Linked DNA regions of Mus musculus: regions 1 and 2 are each linked to region 3. A link is a loop called in an ENCODE intact Hi-C map of the cell type or tissue named here. Cell type or tissue: heart. All regions are shown on one strand. Region 1 overlaps Nav2 (neuron navigator 2). Region 2 overlaps Nav2 (neuron navigator 2). Region 3 has its middle 13 kb from the start of Gm2788.

What was found. A loop is a pair of places that touch in the nucleus more often than their neighbours do. Peaks named below come from ENCODE experiments on the same cell type or tissue, not always from the same donor. Only the 100,000 strongest peaks of a DNase experiment are listed, where the experiment ranks them.
Region 1: a loop joins it to region 3, with 2.4 times the contacts of the local background. A loop is called at or near these places in 3 of 42 quality-filtered maps.
Region 2: it touches region 3 in a loop (3-fold over the local background); 6 of 42 quality-filtered maps call a loop at or near these places.

What each region holds. Positions count from the first base shown.
Region 1 is chr7:49,424,777-49,427,276 of GRCm38, reverse strand. The region is part of intron 6 of Nav2 (neuron navigator 2); the gene reads right to left. Among named protein-coding and RNA genes, the nearest start is that of Gm51447, 12 kb to the left of the region's middle. In heart, a CTCF peak has its summit at 1,005 (motif pointing right); no DNase peak of the experiment used is centred here.
Region 2 is chr7:49,271,513-49,274,012 of GRCm38, reverse strand. All of the region lies in intron 1 of Nav2 (neuron navigator 2), which reads right to left. Among named protein-coding and RNA genes, the nearest start is that of Nav2, 27 kb to the right of the region's middle. In heart, a CTCF peak has its summit at 1,324 (motif pointing right); a DNase peak (open chromatin) is centred at 1,382; H3K4me3 peaks cover 374 bases.
Region 3 is chr7:48,893,304-48,895,803 of GRCm38, reverse strand. No RefSeq gene overlaps it. Among named protein-coding and RNA genes, the nearest start is that of Gm2788, 13 kb to the right of the region's middle. In heart, a CTCF peak has its summit at 1,463 (motif pointing left); a DNase peak (open chromatin) is centred at 135; H3K27ac peaks cover 2,165 bases.

The DNA of each region.
Region 1 (2,500 bases), 530 kb before region 3:
GTGGGTCTCACCTTTGAGGCCCCCCAGCCCAGAAGCATACATCTATGTGTGGCATCTAAGTTTCTGCAGAGGAGTAAGTACCGACTCTATTGGTTGATTTTTTACTTGTCTCTCTCACCAGACTGTAAGTCCCACTAGGGCAAGGCCTGGCACCTCTCTCTACACTCTAGACTATCAGTGACTATTCTGATGCTTAATACAGAAGAGACTTTGCACAAATGACCTTAGACATGTCCCGGAACATGAAGGGTGTATGATCAAGAGTGGGGCTGTTAACCATACTGCTTTGTCTCATTTGAAATTAGTCACCCGCGAAAAACAAATAAAATCTAGCAAACCTTTCCAGTTAGTAAAAAATCCACTCCTGCTAGCAAAGATCTCTTTCCTTAGGATTCATCCTTCTCCTTGAATCCCACGGCTCAATGCCCACCTCAGGGGGAGTGAGTGACAGCTAAGAGGAGGAGGGGCTTAGTTCAGCAGCTCACCTAGCTACTCACCTGGGGGAGGGGGGTGAGTGACAGCTGAGAGGAGGAGGGGCTTAGCTCAGGCCCTCAGTCAGTTCCTTGTTACTACAGACAGAATTTTTCCTCCAGGCCACCAGGACCTTACTGAACATACTTAGCCGTTCTTGGGTCTACAGTCACCCTCCCAAGTGGAGGAAAGAAAGCAGGGAACCTATGCCTGGACGGGAACATCTAGACAATCGAAGCATCTTTACACTTCTAACAGGGTACCTTAGTTCAATGGTTAAGAGCATTGAATGCTCTTCCAGAGGACCCAGTTTTGATTCTCAGCACCACAAGGCATTTCACAACCATCTGTAATTTAGTTCCAAGGGCTCTGATACCCTGTTCTGGCCTGTGCCAGCATCGAGGGACGCAATCTGCACACAGATATACACATAGGCAAAAATACCCATATTTATAAGACAAAAAAAAAATTTTTTTTAAAGTTAAATTAAGAAAAAAGAATGCTAGACAGAGATGAGATGTAGCACAAGACTTAGACAGCAGAGGGCAGCAGAGGCTCACTGTCGTGGGCTACTGAAGCAAGATGGTTGTGTGAATTTTGTTTTGTTTTGTTTTCTTTCTTCTCTCTCTCTCAAAGCCTCGCTTTTCCCAAGCTGAGTCTCTATAGGCTGAGGGCCTTGCAACCCAGTTGTCATTTCTGGAAAATACTATGATTCTCCCATCACAGTCAAGGCAACAGGCTCAGGACACAGAGGGACCTGCATCACCTTACAAAGAATTAGGCAGGCTACGGACGCTGATGCTTGAGCCTGCGTTATCATCCGCAAAGCTCAAAGAGCCTCTAAGCTACAGAAACAGGCATAGGCACTGCTGAAACCCAGCAGGAGCTCCTCGGGATCCCGGTGCACAACATCCTTCAGCATGGCCACTCACACAGGCACAACAGTCACAGACAGGCTTACCAACAATTGAGGCTACCTTCGCCAATACCTTAAAACGGATATTCTTGCTGCGACCCTTCACGTACTGCATCTAGAGGCTGTATCCCTCCCACACCAGGCTGGTGTTCTAAAGAACATCTTATCTGATAGGTTGGTTTCAGCCCTAGAGAGTCTGTCTTCTGCAGAGAAGGGCTCAAGTGCCTTCATGAGATGCCCATCACCAAGTACCAGCTGTGGCTGGACTAGAGGTTCACAGCTCAGTTGCCCCTCTCCCCTCTTGCAACGTGAAGACAGGCCTTCCATGTCCACAGAGGAGTTCATTTCATTTACTCCAAAATAAATTTATCTTTAAATGTAGATGAATACTGTCAAATACACAAGTTAGGAGGAAAAAAATGTTTTTAAAGAATATTAAAATGGAATGAACCTAGCCTTGCAGATCAAACTGCGGTAACCCTGACTAAGAGAGCACCCAGATGCCTAAGTGTATTCCCCTGCTAATGAAGCTTAAAATGAAATAGAACTCATGTACATGGGATGCTCTCTGCCTGACAAACAGGGGCAGGAGAAGCACTGGACTGATGACCTGCAGATCACACGCACAACAGGCACTCATCTCACACCCCAACACAGACTAAACCAAATTCGCATTTTGTCTTCTCATCCGACTCAGTTTCCTTTCCTCCTTCTCATTCTTCCTGCTCCCCAAAGCAAGGACAGCGTTCAGCGAAACCGTAAGCTGGTGTGCTGATTTGGTAGCACGTCCATATTGCAGAAAAGGCAAACCTGGCCACACAACCGTCTTGTTTCCATGAGAAAGGGTGAGCCCAAGCGCCACCATTCATAGCCTTACACACACCCAAGGGCTTTCCTGCCCCCTCTCCCCAGGGCTTTCCCGAATTCTGCAGCAGATAAGAAAATGGCCCCCAAAGACAGCCAGAGAAAACACACCAGACATAATTTTGTTCCCCTTGATGGTTGGCTTTTGTTTAATCCTAGTGTTAAGGACAAAAGCTGGAGTGTGAGGCTTTCATAGTTCTCCCTGGTGTCTGCTCTCCTGGGCAGAAAGAGACTCCAAACTCTTTAAGA
Region 2 (2,500 bases), 380 kb before region 3:
CTTCACCAGGTCTTCCCCTTTCAGGTCTCTTCCTGGAAACTCCTTCACTATTAAGACTGCACAAAGGCAGGCCCTGGAAGCAGATGTCTGGGATTAAAACCCAATGCACACACATTGAGTGTCTGACCCTCTGTATGACTCACTCATGTCATCTGTAATGCCATTTACCAATTCCCCTTCCATGGCTAACCTCACAAGCAGTGGGCTGATCTCTGTGAATACCTCCAGACAGGCTTCCAGGGTGCAGTCCAGCAGACACACAGTGAAAACCAATGTCACCTGCAGCCAGTGGCTGGGCAGGAGACATTCCCAGTACCTGTGATCTAAGCTCAGCATCAGGCCCTGAGGATGAGGCGACCTGGCTTGCCTGAAGTCTGCTGTGACTGGTGGGGCAGGCTGACCCTCTAGGCTCCTGGGGCTGCACCTGTCTGAACAGCTGCTGCAGGAGAATGGCAAGAAGCTACTGGGAAATATGCCCACTGCTACATGCTGGTCTTCTGTCCACCAGCAAGGCCAACACTGCAGGTCTAGCTTCCAATACCATGGCATTCCTGGGCAGGAGTTGGGGGGCGGCGGGGGCATTCTCACCTCTTGTTCAGACCCAGAATTTGGTCCTTCAAAGAAATCCTGACACAATTCCTAGAAATGATGGATGCAGGCACAGCACAGTCTCTACCTGCGGTGGTCCTTAATGAGCAAGCTAGAGGGACTGAGGAGAGAGTCAGAGTGAAGCCTCGTGTGCCTGGCTTTCCTAAAGGCATGCTGGGCAGCAGAGGGAGGAGCCACTGCCACTCCTGTGCGAGCCTCCCTGCTGGGCTCGGGTGGTGGGGACCTCCAGAACAGAGCCTGACTCTCACTGCCGGAAGCACTGACCTCATTGACTTCAGCAGCTCTGACGGGCATCATCTCCCAACAGCAGAGCTATCATTGGCAGCTTGCAAAGCCCTTCACAGGTGCCTCACGTGGAGAGTGGCTTTATACAGAGGCCCAGTTACTTATTTAATATTGAAAATTGGGCGGAGATGGTGAAGAAAAGTCACGTGACTCTGCTCAAGGCATGTTTCCTGCTGCACCTTGTTTTCCCCTTTGGTCTCATCCCCTGACCCCTTCATTCTCTGGACTTGGTACTGAGGATGCACCCGATGGCCCCACACACACTAAGCAAGCACCCTACCTCTGACTACAACTTCAGCCCTCTGATCCCAGTGTTGCCCTTTAACTATGAGACAGTCTAATTGGATTTTCAATTCCCAGCATTCCGAAATCCAAGCTTTACTGGCTTTAATGAAAGAAGGCTCCGTGCATGTGTTTCTGGAAGAGCCCACCAGGTGGCGATAGCAGCCACAGCATTCTAGGACAGCTGCCAAGGCAACTGGAGGGCAAGCCTGTCTGCCTGTCTGCCTTCTTATCCGGTTCTGCATTTTGGAGCTGCTTGCTGCTGCATCTCTTCTCTCTATTTAGAGACGGGGCCTCACTATAGCTCAGGCTGTCCTGGAACTTGTTGTGTAGCCCAGGATAGCCTCCATTTCCCTTGTCCCATCTCAGTCTTCTGAGTGCAAGGAAGTCCCTCCAGGTACCACTCAAACTGCAGCTGCTGCTGCTTCTTCTTCTTCTTCTTCTTCTTCTTCTTCTTCTTCTTCTTCTTCTTCTTCTTCTTCTTCTTCTTCTTCTTCTTCTTCTTCTTCTTCTTCTTCTTCTTTTTTTTTTTTTGGTTTTTTTCGAGACAGGGTTTCTCTGTGTAGCCCTGGCTGTCCTGTTACTCACTTTGTAAACCAGGCTGGCCTCAAACTTAGAAATCCGCCTGCCTCTGCCACCACCGCCCAGCCAAACTGCAGCTTCTAGTCTAGGTGTGGATTGCTCAGGCAGGATCAGCTAGCTTCTAGAATGCTCTCCTGTCTGGGACAGCGGTATCAAAAGTATCTGTTCCTGCTACCTAGAGATGGGCAGGGCTAAGATGGCCAGGATAAGGAAGAGGGGGCCATCTGTATTAGTAGCATCCCTGGAATGCACCAGGCAGAGTCAGGAGCCATGAGATTGCCTGGCAATCATGTGATTGCCAGGTCACACAGGGCTGTGGGGCTCCTAGAAGTCCTTGTGGACAGCCTCAGTCACATCCTGGTTGTCCCAAAACTGGGAAATAACCATGGTGAAACGACTTCTGTCCCTAAAGTGGCCCTTTACTGTGCAGTAGCCAGATCCTATGTCAATTCTTGCAATAAGGTTATATGCTATCAACATCCTATAGTATAGATAAGGCAACTGGGGCTGAAAGGAGGTTGCCAAGGTTACTGATGGAGGAAGACCCACCTTCTGCATTTGAGCAGCGCAGGGGGCTCATCATGGCTTCCAAAGCAGCAATGGTGGTGGTGGTGGGAGGCGTGAGTCTCCTTAGTGTTCTTTCCTAGCTATGTGAACTTGAGCACCTAACTCTTTTTTTTCAATGTTCTCTCACCATTTGGGTGTAAATAAATGAAGAGGGCTCTTAGCCATCACCCTTATC
Region 3 (2,500 bases):
AAAGGGAGAAGCTTGCCTGAGATCAGTGCAGGAAAGGGTCCATGCCAGACACCAAATCCATTCAGTCCCCCAGCAGATGCGGTGGGCATCTCCTTCTCCATTCAGCTGCCAAGCTGGGTGCCTGGGTAGATGGGCAAAGCTCCTTCCCACTGGCAGGTCCCCAGCTCAGCTATACACAGGCTTGGTCCTCCTTGTCTCCCACACCTTCCTTGTCACCTGCACATATTTCCACCCATAAACACTCTCACATGGCTCTGCTGTCATGTAAGCGGATGACACCTGCTCCTGAGGTTGCCAGGAAAATGCAGAGGAGCAGGACCTGGAAGGAAGGGACTAATTGGACTTCTGAGCTGTGCAGAGAAAGCAGTCTATTGCTTCCCTGAAATCCAAAGGGAACTGAGCCTTTAGCTTTTTCTTCTCTTCCCTTTTTCCCCAGTTCTAGCAACTCCACTTTAAGATGAGAAAACTGGGTCACTGCAAACAAAACAAACGAACAGATACCCCACCCCGTCAAAAAAAACCCAAACCTAAACAGCAACAAATCTGCCGCAGAGCTCAGCTGAGGAGTGAGGCCCCAAAACATAGACAGAGAACGTGGACAAGCCCTGACCACTAGCGAGCGATGGACAGAAACTTGTGAGTCTGTATGTATACCTGTCCTCTGCTGCTCCCTATTCCCGTGTCAAGGGCTCTGGTGCTGCTAGGCCCAAGCCAACCCACCATCATGACTAGACCCATGTCCAGAACACTGTTTGGTACGGGAGTATCTCTGGATTCCAGCAAGAAATGACTTCCCACATATTTCGTCATTTTAGCACTTCTGTTTATAAAGATACTAACTTGCAAGGCTGGAGCACTGGCTCAGAGCTCAAAAGCACTGGCTGCTCTTTCAGACGCCCCCAAACTCGATTCCCAGCTCTCACACAGCAGCTCACAACAGTATAACTCCAGTTCTGGGGGATCTGATGCCCTTTTCTACCCTCTGTGGACACCAGACGTCCATATGTGGGCACATAGACACACAAGCAAATACACAGGCAAAGTAAAGTGCTCTTTCTCTGCCCTAAACCAGACAAGTATCAAAAATAAAACCATCTGGAGTTCCACCCTGAGCTGATATCTGACATTTTTGTGTATTCTTCCAGATCGTTCCCAGACAGCATTAGCTCCTCACAGCATTTGGTAATACCACTCACTGGAGGTGCTAACGTATTTAGGAGGCTAATTTCCTTGGCCATGCCTTTCACTTAGCAGGAAGCCATAACACAACCAGATTTAATTTGTCCATTTTTTAAAAAGCATGGAACAATTAACAGCAAATAAGTTGAATTAAAATAAAATTGAATATAGTCTTTCAATATGTCTTAGAATTTGATTTCAGACACAGTAATGGATATGAAAATGAAAGCTTTGGACTATACAAACGGTTGGATCGTCTGGAAACCTGAGCGCCACCTACTGGCCACAGCCTGCCATGACATGCCAACTTTCTAAAAACCCGGAGCCATGGTCGCCCCTTTTCCTGTATGGATTTGTATACTCTCCCAGGAGCTTTTCCAAAACCTCCTTTCCCCTTTTCACTTCACAGTTCCTAGAACACGGGAGTGCACTAATAAATTTTAGCTGAGTTAAAGCAAGATGGATGAATGGATGAGTGGACAGACGGATGGAGGGACAGATGGATAGGCCTTATTTTCCTTTTTTCCTTATTGTTCCTTGTGAAAAATAAGGGAATAATTCCTGCCCTTCCTGTTTTACAGGTTTCCCTGGAGGAATGAGTGCTTGCCACTGATCTCGACCTTCTGCTGTGACATGGTATGACAAAGCAGTGTGAGACTGTACCAGAGTCAAATGGCTGGGGCAAGCCCAAGGCTGCCCAAAGAAGTCTCTATGTTAAACATAAGAAACAGGGACAAATGTACAAACTCTCCAGCCACGCTCCCAGCAGGCATCTGGAATTGGACAGGTGGTTCCTGCCCTTCTCCCACTTTCAGCTTCTTTCACAGATCCTTCCCAATATCTGAAGCATGGAGAGGTAGGTGCCTCTCCTGGGCTCACTCGGAGGGAAAGTGATGGACGGCGCTGGTTGTCAGTTCTGAAAGGGTCACTGTGCTCCGGGATGTAAGCTGGCCCATCATATGCCCCGCCCTCAAGTTAGGAAAAGTGGTGTTCTGAACCGGGACTGTCAGCCAAGCTGACGGACGGTGTCCATCTGAACGTGTCCACCATCGACGTTGCTTGACAAGTGTGGTTCCAGCTTTGCGTTTAGCTCCTGCCAGCAGGGGCTGTGATATGAATAAAGGCACTATGATGTGGCAGAGGAGGGCTGGCATGGAGTTTCATGGGATGACCTAACAAGAAAATGACCGTGAAAATCCTTTGTAAAATAAAGCGCGGGGTTCTGAGTAAGATATAGCCACCACTTCCCCAAGCAAACATCATGTTAGGGTGTGACTTGACCCCGTGCAAAGGCTACAGAGAGAGATCCCCATATGTGCAC